Regions from separate parts of the Homo sapiens genome. Here region 2 is linked to region 1. A link is a contact called in ENCODE Hi-C data. All regions are on one chromosome and are shown on one strand. The core of a region is the stretch at or near the end of the contact, and the rest is flanking DNA. Distances in the headings are between cores, read along the strand shown. Region 1 holds the start of CCDC6 (coiled-coil domain containing 6). Region 2 has its middle 110 kb from the start of REEP3.

Evidence for each region. A loop is a pair of places that touch in the nucleus more often than their neighbours do. Pooled maps may share reads with other maps.
Region 2: a pooled map shows a loop between it and region 1 (21-fold over the local background). The contact joins the enhancer-like site here to the promoter of CCDC6 in region 1. A Hi-C loop is called at or near these places in 5 of 50 pooled maps.

What each region holds. Positions count from the first base shown.
Region 1 is chr10:59,902,874-59,908,109 of GRCh38, forward strand. CCDC6 (coiled-coil domain containing 6) reads right to left here and starts at 3,683. Exons shown (of 9, transcript NM_005436.5): 1 at 3,249-3,683. The coding sequence starts at 3,551. RefSeq lists an enhancer at 2,396-2,625 and silencers at 3,146-3,425, 3,456-3,795, 3,978-4,272.
Region 2 is chr10:63,625,483-63,631,065 of GRCh38, forward strand. No RefSeq gene overlaps it. Among named protein-coding and RNA genes, the nearest start is that of REEP3, 110 kb to the left of the region's middle. RefSeq lists enhancers at 3,534-3,743, 4,134-4,313, 4,324-4,373 and a silencer at 4,844-5,173. Within about 2 kb of position 4,334, at least 41 of the 41 ENCODE cell types and tissues checked have a DNase peak (open chromatin) inside an H3K27ac peak, as active enhancers do.

The DNA.
Region 1 (5,236 bases), core at 2,433-4,932:
TATGAATATTTCCAGCAGCTTTATTCATAATTGCCAAAAGGTGGAAACAACCAAGATGCCCTACAGGAGGTGAAGAGATAAATTATGATACATCCAAACAATGAAATACTATTTAACTCTGAACAGAAAACAAGATATAGGAGTTGGGGAACATGGAAGAAACTTAAATGCATTTACTAAGTGAAAAGTCTGCATACTGTATGATTCCAACTATATGACATTCTGGAAAAGGCAAAACTAAGGAGAGAGTAAAAAAAATCAGTGGTTGCCAGGAGTTTGCAGGGAGGGAAAGATGAACAGAGCGTGGAAGACTTCCAGGGCAGAAAAACTCTGCGTAATACTATAATGGTGGACACATGTCATTATACATTTGTCTAAACTCATAGAATATACAAGACCAAGTAAACTCTAGACTTTGGGTGATAATGATGTATCAACGTAGGTTCACTGACTATAACAAATGGACCACTATGATGAAAGATGTTGATGGTGGAGGAGGCTGTGCCCGTGTGAAGGCAGGGGTTACGTGGGAAATCTCTGTACTTTATGTTCAGTGTTACGTGAAGATAAAAGTGCTCTAAAAAAATAAAGTCTATTAAAAAACAAAACAAGTCGGGGGAAAAAAAGAGCCCGGCTCTTCCCCAGGGTGTGGCAAAAAGGCAATGTGTCTTCCTGAACTTGCTCAAGGAAAAAGAAGGCCACAATCACCTTTAGTGCCCAAGGACATGAACGTTAATATCATAATTAGAACTAAAAAGAGCCAGGAAGGCAATTACCAGAATTATGGTACCATCTTCCCTTCAAATTAACTAAAATAGTGAAAAATCTAACAAGGCCTTCACTTAATTATCAGAAACTTCCTAGCCTGCCACTAGCAAGGGTAATGCTTAAGTCAGCGATGTCAGGGATTGTACAGCTTAACCTTGACATAAACTACTTAAGTGTTGTTCAATGGACTCTACATTCACAGGCCCATTTCATGGAGTCACATAAATTTCTCCTCCCGCATTACATACCTGAGAGGTCAAACGTACCACCACAGAATCTGGATCCTAGGTCAGTTAACAAAACCTGCAAAATCTTGAAGGAATCTGTTTTCTGCATTTATCATTCAGCTCCTTAGTAACAACTGCCAAGTATTAGGAAACCAGGCGAACCACAAGCACTTTTTTATGTGTCTCCCTGAATATATTAGTCAGAAATTAAAGAAGAACTGAGAGGCTTCTGGTACTTGTGCAGTGTCATCTAAAACAATGTTAACTTTACTCATTAACACCACACGACATTTCACAAAGTATATTCGGTTGGATGTCAGTGTAGTTAAGGGTAAGTGCTAAGAAAGCAAGCCACCACCTTATACGCTCTTCTAGCCAAGTACTCAGAAGGCCTCTGATCTTAAACACCGGGAATGAACACATTTGTTCCTGCAAAGCCAACATGTTTAAGCACAATTTACAAACCTAGTTATAATACGGTCTAAGTGTCAAACAGATAACCCTTTCATAGTCTCTGCATCCCTCATTCCTCCCTCCCAAACAAAACCAGCCTGAATTGCCCACTGCATGCAAAAGGCTATTTTGCTTCATGCAAGTCTTACTACTTTCCATGGCTCACAGTCTCCAAGAGACTAACCCTCTCATTTACTAACTCAAACCTTAAACTGCCTCCAACAACTTCCCTCTCTTCTTAACCCCCACTCAGCAAAGACATCTCTGTCAGCGAAGAAAGCTGCATAGGAGGCTTGGAAGTGGCTGCCTCTGCAAATTCCCCGCCCCCCACCTTCCTACCAAAAGGGCACTTCAAGAACTTTACCATCTCACATGAAAGTTGCTCCAATTCCATTCTCCAAAATTGGATTTGAGCATGAAAAGTTTCTTTTTACAATCAACTGCTATTTAGGCTACTGATCACACTTAACTTGCAACTTGCTTTCTACACAAATTAAGAATGCCATCTAGTTCTCATGTATGAGCCAGCACTGGGGGTGTACACACGCGTGCGCACACATATACACAGCCTCCTCCACCGAAGGCATTTCCTGGCACAAGGGGCATCCTAAACTTGCTCCATTTCCAAGGTGTGACCCTCTATCCCCAAATTCATCCCTTTTTCTTCATTTCAAAGTTCAGCCTAATCCGCTATTTTGCAGCAGCTATGGCCATTTATCCCCCTTGATTTCTTGACATCATCTTCTCTGCTTCTGGCTGGGGAACTTTTGATTTGAATACAGTTGTCTGTGTGGGGATCCTTCATGTTAATGATGTGGTGAGCTGGCAGGGATGATAGGTGAGAGTACACAGTGTACTTTTTCTAGTTACGTTTCGCCTCATCACTGCTATAGGGGCCTTTCTAAACGCCTGCCACACCAGGAGAGAGACCTACAGACCCAAGCTTACCCGTTTCTGGGCAGCCTCCAGGGGACAGGTAGAAACAGAACAGATGGCCTGTTCTCCAGTATCTAGACTCAGAAGCAAGATACTTCTAACCACTCCACGAATGAAGCAAACACACGTACCTCTGGCTCAGCCAGGGAGTCACAGTCACTACCCTTCCCCTGGTTTCGGCCCCAGCCCTGTCCAGGCGTGGATGCTGCACTCTCCTCGCTGTAAACCGTCCACCCTCCCAACCCAAAGCAAAGAGCTTCCAACAGAGGTGGGAGCATTAGCGCCGTACCCGCCCTTCCCTCTCGATCCCGGCCAGAAAACTCCACTTCCCGGATTCCCGGCCACTCTCTCCCGCCCCCTCCCCGGGCGATCCAGCTAGCGCAGTCCAGATGCCAGCTTAGTGCCCAGTCCAGCTGCGAACCCCCACACTCCGAGCCAGGACCCAGTAAGAGATCCCAGCTTCCTCCCTCTTCCAGGACTGGGGTTCCCCAGATTCTGGACGCACCCCTCAAACATGCTAGGGCTGAAAAAAGTCCTACCCCGCCCCCCAGCCACGCCGCCAGCCTCCAGCCCAGCCCCGGAGGGGCCTCCTCTCCAGAGGCTAAAAGGGACCATGAATGGTTGCCACAGTAGCCTTCCCCCGCACCGCGCAAGGGTCCTCAGACCCCCGAGGAGGACAGACCCGCGTGGCCCCGAAGGGATACCTCCCTCTCCTCCCGGAAGCCAGCAGGTCCCCGCAGGGAGTGTGCTCTCAGAGGGTCCCCGGGAATCTGGGGAAGACTTGGGGGGTGGCTGGATTCGGGTGCAGCCCCTCCCGGGGCGGGCGGAGGTCGGCGCTGCGGCGCGTCCCCGGGGGGCACTCACGATGGTCACGCTGGCTTTGCGCAGGTCGCGGTTCTCCTCCTGCAGTGCCTTGCACTTCAGTTTGTAGGTCTCCAGCTCTATCTTCAGCACCTTGTTCTCTTGCTGCAGCGAGGCCAGGCGGTTGGTGAGCTCCTCCAGGCGGAACGGCGAGATGACAATGCCCCCCGACTTCCCACCGCCGCCGCCTCCCCCGCCGCCACCGCCGCCGCCCGAGGTCGACGAGCAGGACGACTGCATGGCGGCCGAGCTGCTGCTGTTGCCCCCCGCCCCGTCCGTGTCGCTCTCGCTGGCGCTGTCCGCCATGGCCGCGGCGGGCTGGGGAAAGGAGGAGGAGCAGCAGGGAGGCGGCGGCGACGAAGGCCGGGCTGCGAATGAGTGGGCGCCGGGCGAGCACAGGGGAGCGCCGAGCTGAGCGCCTGGCACCAGGGCGCAGACTCGGAGCGGCGGCGAGAGAAAGAGAGGGCGCTTCCCGCTGCCAAGGGACCTCCTCTGCCAGAGAACAGAGACCCCGCCCGGGCTTGGGCAGTATTGCACTGGGGCTCGCTCCAGCCGGGCTGGGCGCGCTCCCTAGGCCGCCCAGCAAAGCTGGCTGAAAGCTCCGGGACCCGCCCGCCGCCGTCTGGTGACCACGGGCGGGCTGGGAACGCGCAGGCACTGCGGGTGCGGGAAAGCCAAGGACTGCCCCCGCACCACCAGCTCGCCAGCCACACGTGTTCCAAGGGAGGGCCTCCGAGCCCCCTGATCTAAGCCCACGGCCGCCCAGCCTCTTCCGGGCTCGCGCCCGCCCCGAGAAAAAGGAAACCTGATGCCCCACCAGCCTCGCAGGTGCCGGGGACACGTGGAAAGGTCAGCCGGGCTCCGGCACCCATCCTCTACCGTGTTGTGGCCCCATCTTCCGCCGACTGTGTGTGCGCGTGTCTCCCTCTATCTGTTTCACACATACACGCAGTTTTATATTCTCAAAAGCAAGGTGTTTTTGACTAGGAAGGCTTGGATAAACCTAAGAGAACAAAGTTCCTCTACAAGAGGCCGAGGAGGATGAAACAACAGCAGCCACAGGTTAACCTTGTTAAGTAAGAATTTGCAGGAGAGACACACATCTCCTTTAATAACCTCATAAACCACACTGCGCTCAATTGTTTAAACAAGGTGCAACTGTTTTTTTCTTTTTCTCTTTGCATTTTGCAAACATTTCCAGCACATGTCTCGTAGTAGGATTAAGACAGTAACATTTACCTAATGAAGAAAAAAAAAAAGGAAGGCGAAACACTTTTAGTAGAAGATTGAAACACCTCTTTAAGTGCCAATTTTCCAAAGTAACTGCGGACATAACATTATGCTATACAAATAGTAATGATTGAGTGGGAGTGCAACATCACCCGTCTTTGCTATCCTCTTGCTCACTCCTAGAAAACTTTAGCATGTAAAAATAAAACAGTAATTACTGTAATGCGGTCTAATTCATGGTTCTAGCTTTGCAGTTTAAGAAATTAAAAATCAAAAACTTTTATTCCCCCTTCCTCTTCCCAAAGAAAGGCTTGCAGGAAATTGGCCCAGCAGGTGAGATGATTCTAAACACTTTGCCCTGTTGACACAAAACAGCTTTCACTTATGTATAAAAATTGGAAAGTGAAACTGACCAGACTAGTTTTATTACCCACGCTTAGTTAACATTACAACAAACACATGGTAATAGAAAATAGAAAAAAAAGTGTAATTTTTTTTTCTGTTGGGTTGAACTTTCTGAAAGATTTCTAAAGTGTTAGGAAGAAAGAAGAATGATTCTTATTCCCACTCCCTCATTATCTTTAAACCTAAATTTGATCTCATGATTAAACGGTGATTCAATGGCTCTTGGAAACTGGCACCTCAGAATAAACTCGAAAACACCAAGTGTTCCAAATGACATCATCTTTCACCAAGATGGCTGCTTTTAGCAAACAGCTTAAATGCCAACAGCAACTAAACCCCAGTTTCTCCCAGGTATT
Region 2 (5,583 bases), core at 3,084-5,583, 3.7 Mb after region 1:
AAAGGCAAGCGTGTTATTTTGGCATTATGTGCAAATCAAATCAGCATCTATTTTTTTTTTAATTCAAAAATATCCACTGATTACCTGCTTCTTATGAGAGCACTGTTAGGTTTCTGCACAATGCTTATATCCAAGTAAAGTAGCATAGAATTAATTTAAGGGAAACAATTCTTGCTCTTAATAAAATGAATTCACCATTACCAACCAAATCAATGTTTGGATTATTTGAGTATTATTTATTCTAGAATTTATTCTTGGCTATTGAATAATTCATGTGGTTCTCTCAGAGCAGTTTTTGTTTTTTAATTATTGGTTCCCTTCCCCTACCTCTTACATCCAATACATTGGTAAATTGTTTTGGCTGTCTTATCTCCAGAATACATCCTGAATCTGACCATCTCACTCTTGAAACCTTACTACATTTTCAGTAGCCTTGCAAATTTTTCAAGGTGACTTTTAACCTTGAGTCCCTTAGGACTGCCACAGTTTCTTATATTTTCAACCGGTGCCTTGGGGAATACTCATAAAAAGAAAGTTGTGAAGGGAGAGAACAGGATCAGATGCTTTTGCACATCAGTCTTGTGTTTTTCTCTTCCAATCACTGTTTAATGCTGAGATTTGGAAAAGATGCGTGAGGAGAGTTAATGAAGCCAGGTTAGAATATCTGGCTGAATTCTAATGTGTTTTGACAGGATGTTAAACTACTGGGAAACATGGGGTATATGTGGGCATTTCCCCCATGGCAATGCTAAGCATAATTTAAGTCACTCTCAATTTGAGGGCTACAATAGATATGGTAGTGCTAAGAGTCAATAGTAAGTACCTGAATTAGTCAAGGTTCTCCAAAGAAAAAGAACAAATAAGATATGTAGAGAAAGATTTATTTCAAGGGATTGACTGGTGATTGTGGACACTGGCAAGTTCAAAATCTACAGGGTGGGCCAATACACCAGAGACCCAAGGAAGAGCTGATGTTTCAAGTACAAAGGTAATTCTGCTGGTAGAATTCTCCCTTCACCGTTGGATGAGGCTCATCCACATTATGGAGAGTAATCTGTTTTACTCAAAGTCTACTGACTTAAACACTAATTACATCTAGAAAATACCTTTACAGCCACATAGACTACTGTTTGATCAAATGCCTGGGTACCATGGCCTAGCCAAATTTGACACATAAAATTAACTATCACAGTATCCTTAAAATTAAATTCCAAAAGCTAGGCGTGGTGGCTCACGCCTGTAATCCTAGCACTTTGGGAGGCCAAGGTGAGTGGGTCACTCGAGGCCAGGAGTTCAATACCAGCCTGGGCAACATGGCAAAACCCCATCTCTATGAAAAAATACAAAAATTAGCTGGGTGTCGTGGCGCATGCCCATATTCCCAGCTAATTGGGGGGCTAAGCTGGGAGGATTGCTTAAACCTTGGGAGGTCAAAGCTGCAGTGAGCTGAGATTGTGCTGCACTCCAGCCTGGGTGACAAAGTGAGACCTTGTCTCAAAAAAAAAAAATTCCAAAAGAAACTCCACTTCAAAATATAAAGTCATAAATTCAGTATGTAGAAATTATAAATATTTTATTAATTTATCTTGTAACGAAAGGGGATGTTGTAGCACGTGATGTATTTGGAAGAAGAATTAATACTTTATAAGGCTTGTGATGCCCCTTACATTCAGTTGTGATAACCAACAGTAGTATATGTTTGTTTTCACACTTTGCGAAGAGGCATCATCCCGATTTTACAAATACGCAGAGACTCACTAGTGACCAACCTGTGACCGGGTGCAGTGGCTCATGCCTGTAATCCCAACACTTTGGGAGGGTGAGGCGGGCGGATCACTTGAGCACAGTTGGAGACCAGCCTGGGCAACATGGCAAAACCCCATCTCTATAAAAAATACAAAAATTAGCTGGACGTGGTGGCTGGCGCACACCTGTAGTCCCAGCTATTTGCGGGGCTGAGGCAAGAGGATCGCTTGAGCCCGGGAAATTGAGGCTACAATGAGCTGTGATTGCACCACCACACTTCAGCCTAGGTGACACAGTGAGATGCTGTCTCAAAAACAAAAACAAAAAACAGTGACCAACCTACGACCCAAGCAACCGCAATGTTTGTGACTTCGGACTCTGTTGTTAATTACGTCACAGTTGGTTGTCTTAGAGATCACAGAATACTTGGAAAGTTAACATGGAAATGATTCCTTCCATACATGTATTATATAATACAAAAGTTTCAGATTATCAGAATGTTAAATGAAGTAAAGTTGTTAAGTCATTGGAAGTTAATGGATTTGGTTTCAAGAGTAGCTTTAGTACAGAGAGAAAGGATGCTTTTAAAGTGAATAGAAAAAAATGAAGACAAATAATTTACTATCAGTTATGGACTAAGACAAACAGGAAGAATCTGAAGAGAGGATGCAGCTGAAACAGGAGGAGTATCCTCTCAGGAAGTGCTTTCCTTCCTTCCTCTCCTTTCCACCAACATTTGTTCCACGGCTTCCTCTCTTCAAACCACACCTTGTAAACCCTTTTATGTGCTCTGTTCACAACAAGAATTTCATGTGCTGTTCCATACTGGGTTTTAACTAATAAAATGCACACACACACACACAAAAGGCTAAATGCCTTTTTACACAGGAGATTAACTTTATTCAGTCTTTAAGCTGAAAGCAAGTACAGTTAGGATATATAGCAGGCGACAGTTTCCATATGTTCTAGGAAAGTGGAGCTGTATTATTTATAGTTTACAACATGTTGTATAAAATTAAAGCTAGCAAGGGGGCTCCCAGGGAGGTAAATTAAACAAAGAAGGGAAGACTTAGAGAACTCTATTTTGCTATAATCAGAGAACATGCCTATAAGAAAGCACTAAAAAAAATAATATTTAACATTAAACAATATGCAAAAGTACTTGGGGTGTTTACAATAGCTTAAATTCTAAAATTAAAAAGGACATTGAAGACTGAGAAGGGGAAAAACACCTTAATTTTGTAATCTTAATAGAAAGAAAAATGTGTCCTAAAAGCAGGAGTAAATAAATGTCATTAAAAAGGTGTATCTTCCAAAGTGCAAAGACACGTTACAAGAAATCAGGTTGCTCTTTGACCCACCAGTCTCAAAGCACATTAGACTGCAGCAAGTAATAATTGCTTCCTCATTTAGATTAGACAATGAGTGCTCTCTGCAAGCTGCTCTCCTCTAAATAGATTGTAGAGAGTAATTGAAACAAGTTATATGGGGAAGTGGAGTGACCGATTCCTCAAAGTGTGGGAGCAGAGCTATGGTAACCTCTTGAGCCTGGCCTTCATCCTGTTCCTATTTAGGGAATCCGCGGGGCAGCCAGTGTTGAGTGCAGTCTGCAGTTCGCCGGCTTTATTGTTCAGACTTGAAGAGAAGGTCACATGCCCTCTTTGACAGAGAGGTTTATGGGCTCTCTCTAATTAGCAGCACCCTCCACCAGACAGACTGTTGGCCACTTTCCAAGAACGGGACTTGGTAGCGGCCACTGATGAAGGAGAAAACAAGGTTATTTACCCTGCGACTGTAATTCTTGGCACAAATTCTCCCTTTACACTCAGACACGTTTTTTCTTTTGTTCCAACTTGCCTTTGGAATCCTGATTAGGGCGTTAAGAGAGGGAAATGCAGCTATATATTTAGTGGTGTAAGCAACCCATATGTTGGCCTTAGATACTTTTGACTATTCTAAGACCTCATACCAAAAGAGAGAAAGAAAAAGGAAAACGAAAAGGGCAGCGTAGTCGAGCGTTGCTTGCAAATGTAACTGCTTAAGCACATGCCCACACACAACTCCAGAAAAGGAAGTTTAATTTGCAACATCTATAAAATAACGACAGTTGTATGGTAGGACACAGAAATCCCAGCGGTAAAGTGTGATTGGGCTTAGCTATTATTGGAGTGTTAAAAGAGTACCGGGAATATATTTGGCTTGTCCTGTTCTGTCAGTTCTGTAGGCCGGTGGATTAAGCTGATAGAAATGCTTTTTGGTTGATTTAAACCAGATGCTCCGACTATTTTTGTCCCGTTTGCAGGCGCAGAAGCTCTGCATAAGGCAATACTGCCCCCCTCGGCCGACCGCCAACTGCAAGGCGTAGGAGACTGCTCTCCACTAGCCACCTCGGCCATAAAACCCTTTCAAGTCCCTATTATTATTCCAGGCACATTCCAAGGGGATTGAGTCACAGAGTTCACTTGGCTTTTCTCCTGCCCTGAACTGCCTGTACCAGGTGGAATACGACTCTCAACTTCAAATATGGAATCCAAAAGCAGTCAAAGAGCGCTTTAGAGCAAGCCCCAGATGCGAACTCTACTGCCACTTCTCCCCCTCCCCCAACTGGGGTTTGCTGGCTGCGCAGCTGTAGTCCCACGCCAGCACTAAGGTCGCCTGGTCGACAAATGAGGGTTTTCTTTGGGGCATCCTGTAGAGCTGTCCTATTTTCTCTACCACTTTGAGAAGCCCCAAGGGCTGCTTGGCGGCGAGGCACAGACTGGGCTGAAAACTTTTCCGTTGGGCAGTGCGTCCCGGAGACCCAGGAGGCCCAGGCCGGGAGCCCAGGGGGCTGGAGGTTCTGCTGGCTTTTAAGTCTGCTAGGAGGGAAAACTCCCAGCCCCTCCCACGCGTCCTCCCAGACTCGCCGGCCGCCTGCCCCGGGCGGGGAACGCGCACATCTGGCGGCCCAGGAGCCACATCTGATGCACTAACCCCCGCACCCAGATGTCCAAGAGGCCGGGGGAGTCAAAGAACGCCAGGGGCGGGGCGACCGCGGCTGCGGCTCCTCCCTCGGGCAGAGGGAGTCCAGATGCGAGGGACGCCCTCCAGAGCCGAGCTGGGCCGGCCGGGCAGCTAGGGTGCTGGGAGGTTGCGGTGCAGGGTGGGTGGGTGCAGTGAGGCTGGAGCCACGCTGGGGGGGCTGGGCTGGCGGGGGGAGGCTGGAGCCGCGCCGGGGAGAGGGAGGCGGCGGTTGGGTGCTGGAGGGCGCTGGTGCCGTGCCAGTGGGCGGTGGCGCCTTACGCCACCCGCCCCACCCCCGTCACCGTGCCCGCCCCACTGCGTGGGATTTTACAACCTAGGTCCCCGGGAGGTGGTGGTGGAGGGAGGGGCGGCGGGGACGTTTCCGGGGCGGGGGAGGGGCGCACTGCTCCAGAACTGGACCGAGGGCGGGGCTCCCCTCTGCTTCTCCCCTCTGTTCCAGCGCTGAGACGCAGGCCTTTCCTGGCGCGAAGCGACTCGCCCCGGAGCTCCCCTGCACCGTCCTGGGTGTCAGGACGCGTCAACCCAGATGACCCGACCCGGAGATCCTGGATCCTCTGCCCTCTTCCCCCTACCAAGTCCTTAACCGGAGAGGGAGGAGCTACCAATGTCCTCCAGACGTTCTCCAAAGCCCGAGCTGCCGGGAGAAGCTTGCTCAAGGCGGGTGCGCCCCTCAGACGTTTGTTTGCACGCAGGGGTTTTGACGTTTCGCTAAGCAACAGCGTTTGCCAGGGAATCAGGGCTGTTTCGAAGAGCTTGCGTCTATTTGATGCTCCCATCTTGAACAAATCGTTTCCATTCGATTTGTTTAACCAA